Linked DNA regions of Homo sapiens: all the other regions are linked to region 3. Evidence: chromatin contacts called from ENCODE Hi-C or POLR2A ChIA-PET data. All regions are on one chromosome and are shown on one strand. The core of a region is the stretch at or near the end of the contact, and the rest is flanking DNA. Distances in the headings are between cores, read along the strand shown.

Region 1 (2,700 bases), core at 4-2,503, 480 kb after region 3:
TGGGCCTCACAGGCAGTGCAGAGCCCAGGATGCCATGTCTGGGGAGGACTCTTCTGGTGGGTTAGAGAGTGGAGGGAGAGATCCATACTGGAGCTGATGCAGGCCACCTAAGGACCCATGCTAGGATGGTGCGGGTGGGAGAGACCTCGGCACCAGAGTGTGAGCTGGGGGAGAGGGCAGCAGGACCCCAGGCTGTGCACCCTCTGCTGACCCCCAGGACACACCCACAGAGGGGCTTGGCAATCATTTGAGAATGGATGAATAGGAAGGTAGAATAGAAAAGTCTTGGCAATAAGTCGGAAGGTTGAAGTGGGGAGACAGATTTATAGAAGATTTGTTTGGAGTTCTTCGGCCCACATGACTGTGAGAAAGATGGCGTCATTAGCAGATGCAGGGGACACCCCTGCGCAGACTTCCCGGAAGCCACCTGGTTCACTCAGTGAGAGCCGAGGTCATTCCAAGACCCTCTGTGACCAGGCCCTCTGTCAACCGCCTGGCCTCCTGCCCAGTCCATCCCACACACCTGCTCCCTCTAGCTGAGCTCCACTGCAGGCTGGAATGTTCTTCCTCCAGATTCATGTGACTCATCCCCTCACCTCCTGGGGCTCTGCTCACCTCTCACCCACTCACAGGCTTACCCCAGCTCCCCGCTTAACATGCAGCCCCCTACCCTGCTCTGTCTTATCTTTTCCCACAGCACTCATCACCCTCAATCATGCAATATATATACTCTCTCATGCTGTTGGAATATAAACACCATGGAAGCAGGAATCTTTGTCTCTTTTCTAATATATCCCAAGCACCTAGAACACTGCCTAATGTTCAATGAAAATGTTGGAATGAATGAATTAATGAAAGAATGAATAAAAACAAAACAAGAGTGAACGAGAGAAAGGCTTACAAGACAGGACAGACCTCCTTAGACAGTCATTGTCAGCATAGATGTGTAGCCTCACTGCCTGTTCTATTAGAAAATACTGACTTTCAAATTTTTTAAATAGTATAGTGACCCTACTTTTATGTTTTAGTTTTGCATTACTCTCAGAGGCCTTGATTTGGTTTGACTAACTTTGCAATTCAGCTGGCTTGGTCAGAATTTGAAATTCTTGAGCTGTTAGTCTTTAATGTTCTCGTCATCTCAGATTGTGAACGTTTTCCCAATTTATTTTTAGAGCCTAGATTCAGATTTATCAGATGGACCAGTCACTGTACAGGAATTTATGGAGGTCAAAAACGCTCTAGTGGCTTCTGAGGCCAAGATACAGCAGCTAATGAAGGTGAATAACAACTTGAGTGACGAGCTGAGAATTATGCAGAAAAAGGTAACATGTTAATAAATGCCAGGACGGTTGACGCTTTAATCCCATAGTACAAGGAAGAATCTCAGGCACTGTGATGTGGTCCGAGGAAAGAAAAACAGTTATTGTAACAGCCTTAGAAATCTTTGGGCCAAGTTGTCTTTTTGAAGCAGGATGTATTTGGATATTTAAAATGAAATATATCCAGAGTAAGTTCCCCAGGTAGGAGAAACCTAACATCTATTTAAGCATTTGTGCCCATTAGAATAACCCTTGGACTATTCTGTGCTTCCTGGAAACCTGGATGGGGCTCCATGGATGTGATTCTTCCCATTGCTAGGGAAGGATGATCACACCATGGAGACAGAGCCAATGAGAGCCCTGGGCAGGGGCATGTTTATCAGCATTCAAACCCTGCTCCCACCCTGGCAGCCCTATCCCACATCCCCACCTTATTGCTCACCAGTTTTTACTACTAACTTGTATTATCCCCAGAGCCTACAGGAGGGCCTGCCACAGAGTAGGTGCTCAAAAAATAAGAAAAAACATTTCATTTGTACTAGGAAGAGCTGCACACTGGTAAAAAACAATCTCATTTGCTCAGCATTTTCTCATTCATTACCTTTTGAGAGAATCAGAACCGTGTGAATATATTAATCCCTAAAAGGAGTGTGGTTGATGGTAGCAAGGAATACCCTTAGTAGGAGGGGGATTGTGTATGCAACTCCTTATGAGATGGCTAAATAAGGGAATTCGAAAAATTGCAAATTTTGCCCATGACTTTGTGGGTATCACTCATCATTCAGCTCTAAAATGAGATTTGGACACTTTACTTAACCAGAAACAAAATGAAATATATAATCTATGTCTTTAGGCTGTCATTTGAGAAGTAAGGTTTTCAAATCATTTTCAAGACCTGAGGACGTGGCACACTCCATGTGTGCCTGGACTCTTTTCAGTGCTGCTTCCTAAAGGAAGGTGGAAGAACTAAAAAGGGGCCCATGCCCCTCTGTTTACTAGGGAAGGAAATTGCTGTGCACTTTTGCCTGGGGTTTGGTCTAGGATTCTTTTGATGTTGACTTCTAGAGCATTTTTGAGACTTTTTGAAATAAATGGCTCTAATGCCTATAGTAGCAGGGAATGAAGAATGCTTAAGATCAGCTAGCCTTAAACGAACAGACACTTGTTCTGTGTCTCCCAGCCCTGTCTAGGGCTGCCGTGCAGCTGTAAACGAGACAGACCGAGAGCCCCTTTGTCATAACATACAGGACCTGTATTTTCTTTGCCTTCTTTGGAATATATTTTATTTAGTGGATTATAGTTTGTTCCATTAATTGGACTAATAATTTTGACCAGGTGACTATTTCTGAAACATGCTGATTTTGCCACTGTAAATCAATCT
Region 2 (2,748 bases), core at 25-2,524, 420 kb before region 3:
AGTTCTGTTCCACAGTGTTTCAAAACATAAATGTGGGTCATGCACTCACTCTCCTGGCCACAGGCCCCACTCCTCCCTATTGGCTAAGCTCCCCTCCCCACAATTCTCACATTTTCTGTAACTGCCTAGAGCCAGTAGGAATTTGAATTTGCAGTTCCTGTTAGGAATCTAAAAGCTGCCCACTTCTGGGGAACAGCGTGTGCGAGGAAAAGTGCAGAGAAGCCCAGCAGCCCAGGTCAGGGGACGTCAGGCAAGGGCCTCCTGCCCCTTGGGCCTCAGTCTATTCACCACAGCATCCATAGTCCTGGGCGCATGGGCAGCTCTTGGCAAATACAGTTTGAATGAATGAAGTTTCCTCCAGGCAGAGATCATCTTCATTTATCTAATATCTAATTAGGCCTGCACCTCATCTGCTTCTGAATTTTAACAACCTGCCTTTAAAAGACAAGCCTGCCCCCGAAGGATTCCCTAGGGACCTTGGGACAGGCAGCTATGTGGATCATATTGAGCCAGGGCTGCACAACCTGGAATTAAACATGTGCTTAGGGCACTAGCCAAACAGGAGCACAGAAACACATACACAGTTTTTTGTTGTTGTTGTTGTTTTTCTTGTTTTTTGTTTGTTTGTTTTGTTTTTTGTTTTTTAAGGATTATTATGGGAGGAAAATAAAAATTTGTTGAACTTTTTTTTTTTCCTTTTTTGAGAGCGTCTCTCTCTCTCTCTGTCACCCAGGCTAGCGTGCAGTGGTTCAATCTCGGCTCACTGCAGCCTCAACCTTCCCGGGCTTAAGCGATCCTCCCCCTTCAGCCTCCCAAGAAGCTGGGACTACAGGTGGCACCACCACGCCCGGCTAAGTTTTTAAATATTTTGTAAAGACGAATTTGCCCGAGCTGGTCTCGAACCCCTGGGCTCAAGCGATCCTCTTGCCTCAGCCTCCCAAAGTGCTAGAATTACAGGCATGAGCCACCTCGCGCGGCTCTGGAGTTATTTTACACACTACAATTTATTTATGCATGATTGCGGGAGACCCTGATACTTTCAACGCTTAGGGCAGCGAGATATGAATGGACTGGGGACCGCGACCGCTCTTTCCTTTTCCCTGGCAGGGGGAGCTGTGGCGCAGCAGGCGCGGCCGGGCGGGCGGCGAAACTTACCAGTGGCGGGGCCCGGACTGCTTGTCCGTGGCTGCTCCGGCCGCTTGTCCGACGGCTGCTGCAACTGCGCTTCCGACGGTGCCGGGAGGACTGCTTGCTGCGCGGCCTCGCTGCGCCACACCCCCAGCCCCACGCCCGGGCGTTCTGGGACCCCTGGAACGGGCGCCTTTGTGACTCGCACAAACATGGACGTTCTCCCCTGCAAGTCCGCTGGGAGGGCACAGGGCCCTCGGGAGGAGAGGACAAGAGCAGCTGGTTGGAGGGAAGCTTTTGGTTGGGGGAGAGGGGCGACACACTCTCCAGCGACCCCTTACCAGACTACCCGGACCCTCATGACGCTAAGTGACTTCTTGAGTCAATCAACAGTCTTAGCCCCTCCCTCGGCCAACGCCATGCAATCGCTGGTCCACCTCGCCCCACTCACACCCCATTCACCGTCTTCTTAGCCTACACCTACACTCATGCTCACAGCAGCCCTGCTAGGTACAGACTTCACACGCAGCTAACTCAAAGGAGCCCAGTTTTTTCTACTCTGAAAAATAAAATAAAGTAAAAATAAATTAAAAAAAAATGTTGGGGCGGGGGGGGAAAGAGATATTTCATGAGAAAAATAACTTCATCAGTGCAGGAGAATTTTCTTCAGAACATCCACCTGACCCCCACCCACTGTGAGCATAACACGGGAACCCAAGTGTGATCCAGGCAAGTGAGCTTTTCACTGCCCTAACGGAGTTTAGTGGTTTAAAGATACACATTTTTCATACAATCGGCCCTGAAACACAAGTCAACTACTTTCTCTGGGGCTAAGCTCTAGAAACAATCACAGAATTAATGGAAAATTATTGGGGGTACCTGTTTTCTACAGTAATTTTGATTCCATGTGATTTCCACTTTAACTCCTAGCCCCCTGAGTGGATTGTAGTAGCTCAGCCCTGCTAAGGTCTCCACTTCATCCGTAAATTCTTGGGACAGGATGTGTGTTTTAGAACTTACCATATTTTGGAGGCCAGGTGCGCTGGCTCATGCCTATAATCCTAGCACTTTGGGAGGCTGAGGCAGGTAGATCATTTAAGGTCAGGAGCTCAAGACCAGCCTGGCCAACATGGTGAAACCCTGTGTATTTCTTTTTTTTTTTTTTTTTTTTTTGTATTTCTACTAAAAATATAACAAATTTAGCCCGGCATGGTGGCACACACCCGGTGGGTGCCTGTAGTCTCTGCTACTCGGGAGGCTAGGGCAGGAGAATTGCTTGAACCCAGGAGGCAAAGGTTGCCGTGAGCCAAGATCACACTCACTCCAGCCTGGGTGACAGAGTGAGACTCCGTTTCAAAAAAAAAAAAAAGAACTTACCATGTTTTTGGTTTCAGAAAGATAATATGGTACGCAAGGGAGTATGTTGCCCCTAATGTTGCTGGCAGCCACGTTGTAACCATGAGGGAAGTCAGTGGGACAGTATATTACATACAGGGTTCGGGCCACACAGTCCAGATCAAACGAATTACTGTTTCTGCAAGGAAACATCAATATTCATGTCAAGTAAGATAAGGATAGATTATGAACAGCTACATGTCAGGCCTTGCCTCCAAATGATTC
Region 3 (2,700 bases), core at 74-2,573:
CGCCTTAGCCTCCCCAGTAGCTGGGACTACAGGCACACATCTCCAGGCCCAGCTAATTTTGTATTTTTGGTAGAGATGGGGTATCATGTTTTTTTGTGTTTTTTGTTTTGGTTTGGTTTGTTTTTTGCTTTTTTTTTTTTTTTTTGAGACTGAGTCTCTCTCTGTCTCCCAGGCTGGAGTGCAGTGGTGCAATCTTGGCTCACTGGAACCTCTGCCTTCCAGGTTCAAGCTATTCTCCTGCCTCAGCCTCCTGAGTAACTGGGATTACAGGCTTGTGCCACCACGCCTGGCTAATTTTGTATTTTTAGTAGAGACGGGGCTTCACCATATTGGCCAGGCTGGTCTCAAACTCCTGACCTCAAGTGATCCATCCACCTCGGCCTCTTAAAGTCCTGGGATTACAGGTGTGAGTCACAGCGCCCAGCAAGACAAGGTTTTGCTGTGTTGTCCAGGCTGGTCTCAAACTCCTGGACTCAAGTGATCCACCCACCTCAGCCTCCCAAACACTGGGATTACAGGCATGAGCCACTGCACCTGTCCTAAATTAAAATTCTTAACCCAGAATCAGAGTTTTGGTGTTTGGGTTGGAACTTCTGCCACAGGGGTTACAGACATGTCAGAAAGGAGAGAAAGCCACCCTGATTCATTTCAAGATTACAGGTTTGGGGCCAGGCCTGGTGGCTAGAGGTCGAGGCTGCTATGAGCCATGATCGCACCACTGCACTCCAGCCTGGGCGACAGAGTTGAGACCCTGTCTCAAAAAAGAAAAAAAAATTTTATTTTAAACATATCACCACGTTGGCCAGGCTGGTCTTAAACTTCTGACCTTAAGTGATCCGCCTGCCTTGGCCTCCCAAAGTGCTGGCATAAGCGTGAGCCGCCGCGCCCAGCCAAATATATGTATGTATGTATATATATCTATAGACATATCTAGATATCTAGAGATATCTATAGATATCTAGAGATAGATCTATCGATCTATATATCTAGATATGTATCTAGATATAGATCTATCGATCTATATATCTAGATATATAGATCGATAGATATAGATCTATATATAGATATGTAGATATATAGAGCTATATAGATATATCTATATATAGATATGTAGATATATAGATCTATATATAGATATGTAGATATATCTATAGATAAATATCTATATATATAGATAGATATCTAGATATCTGTAGAGATCTATATAGATATATATATATTTTTGAGACGTAGTCTCGCTCTGTCTCCCAGGCTGGAGAGCAGTGGCGCGATCTCGGCTCACTGCAAGCTCCGCCTCGCTCCGCCTTCCGGGTTCACGCCATTCTCCTGCCTCAGCCTGCCGAGTAGCTGGGACTACAGGCGCCCGCCACCACGCCCCCCTAACTTTTTTGTATTTTTAGTAGAGACCACCGTGTTAGCCAGGATGGTCTCGATCTCCTGACCTCGTGATCCGCCCGCCTTGGCCCTCCAAAGTGCTGGGATTACAGGCGTGAGCCACCGTGCCCGGCCCCTTTTTTTTTTTTTTTTTTAATTGTGGAACCATCATGATAGAAAACCAGCTTACTCTGGGTCCTGTTCCCAGTTCCGTTACTGCCAGCAGGGGGCGCACGGGCCACAGGCGCTGGAACTAGCTTCTGGACCATTTCCCCTTGGGACTTTATCGTGGTAGGTGTTTTGTTTTGTTATATTTTGTTTTTTAATATATGCAAGAGGACAATTTCCAAATGATTTATTATAAATTATACATGAATATAGTCTGATTTTTTTTTTTTGATAGAGCCTTGCTCTGTCACCCAGGCTGGATTGCAGTGGCGCAATCTCAGCTCATTGCAACCTGCACCTCCTAGGTTCAAGCGATTCTCCTGCCTCGGCCTCCCAAATAGCTGGGATTACAGGCGTGCGCCACGATGCCCAGCTAATTTGTGGATTTTTAGTGGAGACAAGGTTACACCATGTTGGCCAGGCTGGTCTGAAACTCCTGACCTCAGGTGATCCACCCGCTTCAGCCTCCCAAAGTGCTAGGATTACAGGCGTGAGCCACCACGCCCGGTCCAATAGTATGAACTTTAAAATACAGCTTTAATTGAAATGTAATGCTGACATTAAAAACAATTATAATGTTGACTTTTTAGACAAGGTAATTTAGTAATAGTTCTCAGATTTTTATTTTCTTCCCCTTCTTTTTTTTTTTTTTTTTTTTTTTTTTTTTTTGAGACGGAGTCTCACTCTGTCGCCAAAGCTGGAGTACAGTGGCACCATCTCGGCTCACTGCAAGCTCCGCCTCCCTGGTTCATGCCATTCTCCTGCCTCAGCCTCCCGAGTAGCTGGGACTACAGGCGCCCGCCACCACGCCCGGCTAATTTTTTGTATTTTTAGTAGAGACGGGGTTTCACCGTGTTAGCCGGGATGGTTTCAATCTCCTGACCTCGTGATCCACCCGCCTCGGCCTCCTGAAGTGCTGGGATTACAGGTGTGAACCACCGCGCCCGGCCTTTTTTTTTTTTTTTTTTTTTTTTTAAATAAAGATGGGGTCTCACCATGTTGCCCACACTGATCTCGAACTCCTGGGCTCAAGTGATCCTCCTGCTTCAGCCTCTCAGAGTGCTAGGACTACAGGCGTGAGCCACTGCTCCCAGCCTCCAGATTTTATTATTTTTGATCAAGCAACTCAACTTCATATTGTTGAATGCTGGGAACACA
Region 4 (2,700 bases), core at 186-2,685, 290 kb after region 3:
CATTGTTGGGTCATATTTTACCTTCTAAGCATTTAAGAGACCCATGAACCAAATGATAACACAAATAAAATCTAACCCAGGTGCTCTTTTATACAGATGATCATGTATTTTTTTTCTTTTGGAATACTTTTAATGCTATATATATACATATGTATTTTTTATTTTTTTGAGATAGGGTCTTGCTCTGTCACCCAGGCTAGAGTGTAGTGGCACTATCTCAGCTCACTGCAACCTAAACCTTCACAGCTCAAGTGATCCTCCCACCTTAGCCTCCTGAGTAGCTGGAAGTAGCTGGCATCACAGGTGTACATCACCACGCCTAGGTAATTTTTGTATTTTTTTTTGTAGAGACGAGGTTTTGCCATGTTGCCCAGGCTGGTCTCTAACTCCTGGGCTTGAGCAGTCACCTGCCTCAGCCTCTCAAAGTGCTGGGATTACAGGTGTGATCCCAGCCTCTCAAAGTTCTGGGATTACACTGTACCCAGAACAATTTATATTTCTATTATAACAGTTCATAAATGATAATTCATTATCATTTGTCAGCTTCAAGCCAATGAAGACATTACTAAAAGCACCACAAGTTAAAATCTAAAAAAGAGTAACAGGCCAGGTGCAGTGGCTCACGCCTGTAATTCCAGCACTTTGGGAGGCCGAGGTGGGTGGATCACCTAGGTCTAGAGTTCGAGAGCAGCCTGGGCAACATGGCAAAACCCTGTCTCTACTAACAATACAAAAATTAGCCGGGCATGGTGGCACATGCCTGTAGTCTCAGCTACTTGGGAGGCTGAGGAACAAGGATCGCTTGAACCTGGGAGGAAGAGGATGCACTGAGCCAAGATCGTGTCACCATCACTGCACTCCAGCCTGGGGGATAGAGGGAGACTCTGTCTCAAAAAAACAAAAGAAAAAAGAAACAAAGTATCTACCTACACATAAATGTTTTAAGTTTTCCATGTTTTGGTATTTTTTATTTTGTAAAGTATTATTAGTTTACAGTTAAGTGGCAATTTATATTTTTAAGATTTTAGTTTTCTTATTTTTGCAGTTGGACAACTATACACACAGATTTTCAGTGAATAACCATCTTGTTTTAAATTCCCAGCCTAGAGAGATTTACAAAGTTTATTTCATATCTTTCCATTTACACATTTACAAATTCTGACTTGAATGTTTTTTGTTTTTTGTTTTAGATGAAATCTTGCTCTGTCACTCAGGCTGGAGTGCAGTGGTGCATTCTGGGTTCACTGCATCCTCTGTCTGCCTCCTGGGTTCAAGCGATTCTCCTGCCTCAGCCTCCTGAGTAGCTGGAATTAGTCGCACACTACCAGCTCGGCTAATTTTTTGTATTTTTAGTAGAGACAGGGTTTCACCATGTTAAGGCCAGGCTGGTCTGCAACTCCTGACCTCAAGTGATCCGCCTGCCTGGGCCTCCCAAAGTGCTGGGATTACATGCGTGAGCCACTTCGTCTGGCCTGGCTCAAATTTTTAACACATGGGCTTTCTGGTTTAAGTAATCTGTGTAATAGATTGCATAATACATCTGGCCCAAAGCATAATACATCTGGCCCAAAGCCTTAAAACTATTTTTAGTTCCATCGTGCTAACCATATATTAACATGTAAAATTTTATTAACTGCAAATTCTAAGTTTTCCATTCATTACTTCACTATTCCTTCTTTTTTCAGGATTAGAGAAAGGAAGAGAAGAGAAAGTGTTTAATAAATCACACTGTAGGCTGGGCGTGGTGTCTCACACCTGTAATCCCAGCACTTTGAGAGGCCAAGGCAGGCGAATCACCTGAGGTTGGGAGTTTGAGACCAGCCTGACCAACATGGAGAAACCCCATCTCTACTAAATATACAAAAAATTAGCCGGGCATGGTGACCCATGCCTGTAATCCCAGCTACTCTGGAGGCTGTAGAGATGCTTGAGGTAGGAGATTCGTTTGAACCCGGGAGGCAGAGGTTGCGGTGAGCCAAGATCATGCCATTGCACTCTAGCCTGGGCAACAAGAGCAAAACTCCGTCTCAGAAAATAAAAAATAGGCCAGGCGTGGTGGCTCATGCCTGTAATCCCAGCACTTTGGGAGGCTGAGGCGGGCGGATCACCTGAGGTCAGGAGTTTGAGACCAGCTTGACCAACATGGAGAAACCCCGTCTCTACTAAAAAAATATACAAAATTAGCCGGGCGTGGTGGCATATGCCTGTAATCCCAGCTACTTGGGAGGCTGAGGCAGGAGAATGGCTTGAACCTGGGAGGCGGAGGTTGCAGTGAGCCAAGATCACGCCATTGCACTCCAGCCTGGGCAACAGGAGTGAAACTCCATCTCAAAAAATAAATAAATAAGTAAATAAACAATAAAAATAAATAAATCACACTGTAATTAGTCAGTCATTCCTATGTGGTTTTCGATTAAATCTACATCCTGACTTCTTTGTCTGTTAGATGACCAGCTTTTCCATCCTCAGGTTCTTAAGTGTACCCCATGTAATTAGAGATGCATGGAATCAAAGACTAAAATGTTTTTAAAGATTTAAAATTCTCAAATAATATTTTCTCTATTTAAAAAAAAGTTTCTAATTCTAGCAAATATAAACTGATTTATAGTGACAGAAAGCAAATCCATGGTTGCCTGGGGAGGGACAGAAAGGCAGAAGGGGGCAAGAGTGAGACATTAAAAAGGGTCAGTGGAAATGTCT

What was found. A loop is a pair of places that touch in the nucleus more often than their neighbours do. ChIA-PET counts read pairs that join two places held with the same protein, here RNA polymerase II (POLR2A). Pooled maps may share reads with other maps.
Region 1: a pooled map shows a loop between it and region 3 (2.5-fold over the local background). The contact joins two enhancer-like sites. A Hi-C loop is called at or near these places in 1 of 50 pooled maps. POLR2A ChIA-PET finds 5 or more read pairs at or near these places in 5 of 52 experiments (B cell, BJ, Caco-2 and 2 more).
Region 2: a pooled map shows a loop between it and region 3 (2.1-fold over the local background). The contact joins the promoter of CCDC63 here to the enhancer-like site in region 3. A Hi-C loop is called at or near these places in 1 of 50 pooled maps. POLR2A ChIA-PET finds 5 or more read pairs at or near these places in 4 of 52 experiments (H1, T-cell, endothelial cell of umbilical vein and 1 more).
Region 4: a pooled map shows a loop between it and region 3 (3-fold over the local background). The contact joins two enhancer-like sites. A Hi-C loop is called at or near these places in 1 of 50 pooled maps. POLR2A ChIA-PET finds 5 or more read pairs at or near these places in 3 of 52 experiments (AG04450, activated CD8-positive, alpha-beta T cell and endothelial cell of umbilical vein).

The regions. Positions count from the first base shown.
Region 1 is chr12:109,949,789-109,952,488 of GRCh38, reverse strand. It overlaps GIT2 (GIT ArfGAP 2), which reads left to right. Exons shown (of 20, transcript NM_057169.5): 14 at 1,173-1,322. Among named protein-coding and RNA genes, the nearest start is that of GIT2, 45 kb to the left of the region's middle. Within about 2 kb of position 1,253, at least 16 of the 41 ENCODE cell types and tissues checked have a DNase peak (open chromatin) inside an H3K27ac peak, as active enhancers do; they include B cell, where a contact is called at or near this core.
Region 2 is chr12:110,845,513-110,848,260 of GRCh38, reverse strand. CCDC63 (coiled-coil domain containing 63) reads right to left here and starts at 1,274. Exons shown (of 12, transcript NM_152591.3): 1 at 1,156-1,274.
Region 3 is chr12:110,430,439-110,433,138 of GRCh38, reverse strand. No RefSeq gene overlaps it. Among named protein-coding and RNA genes, the nearest start is that of ARPC3, 19 kb to the left of the region's middle. RefSeq lists an enhancer at 1,293-1,402. Within about 2 kb of position 1,323, at least 18 of the 41 ENCODE cell types and tissues checked have a DNase peak (open chromatin) inside an H3K27ac peak, as active enhancers do; they include B cell and endothelial cell of umbilical vein, where a contact is called at or near this core.
Region 4 is chr12:110,140,371-110,143,070 of GRCh38, reverse strand. All of the region lies in intron 8 of IFT81 (intraflagellar transport 81), which reads right to left. Among named protein-coding and RNA genes, the nearest start is that of IFT81, 17 kb to the right of the region's middle. Within about 2 kb of position 1,435, at least 9 of the 41 ENCODE cell types and tissues checked have a DNase peak (open chromatin) inside an H3K27ac peak, as active enhancers do.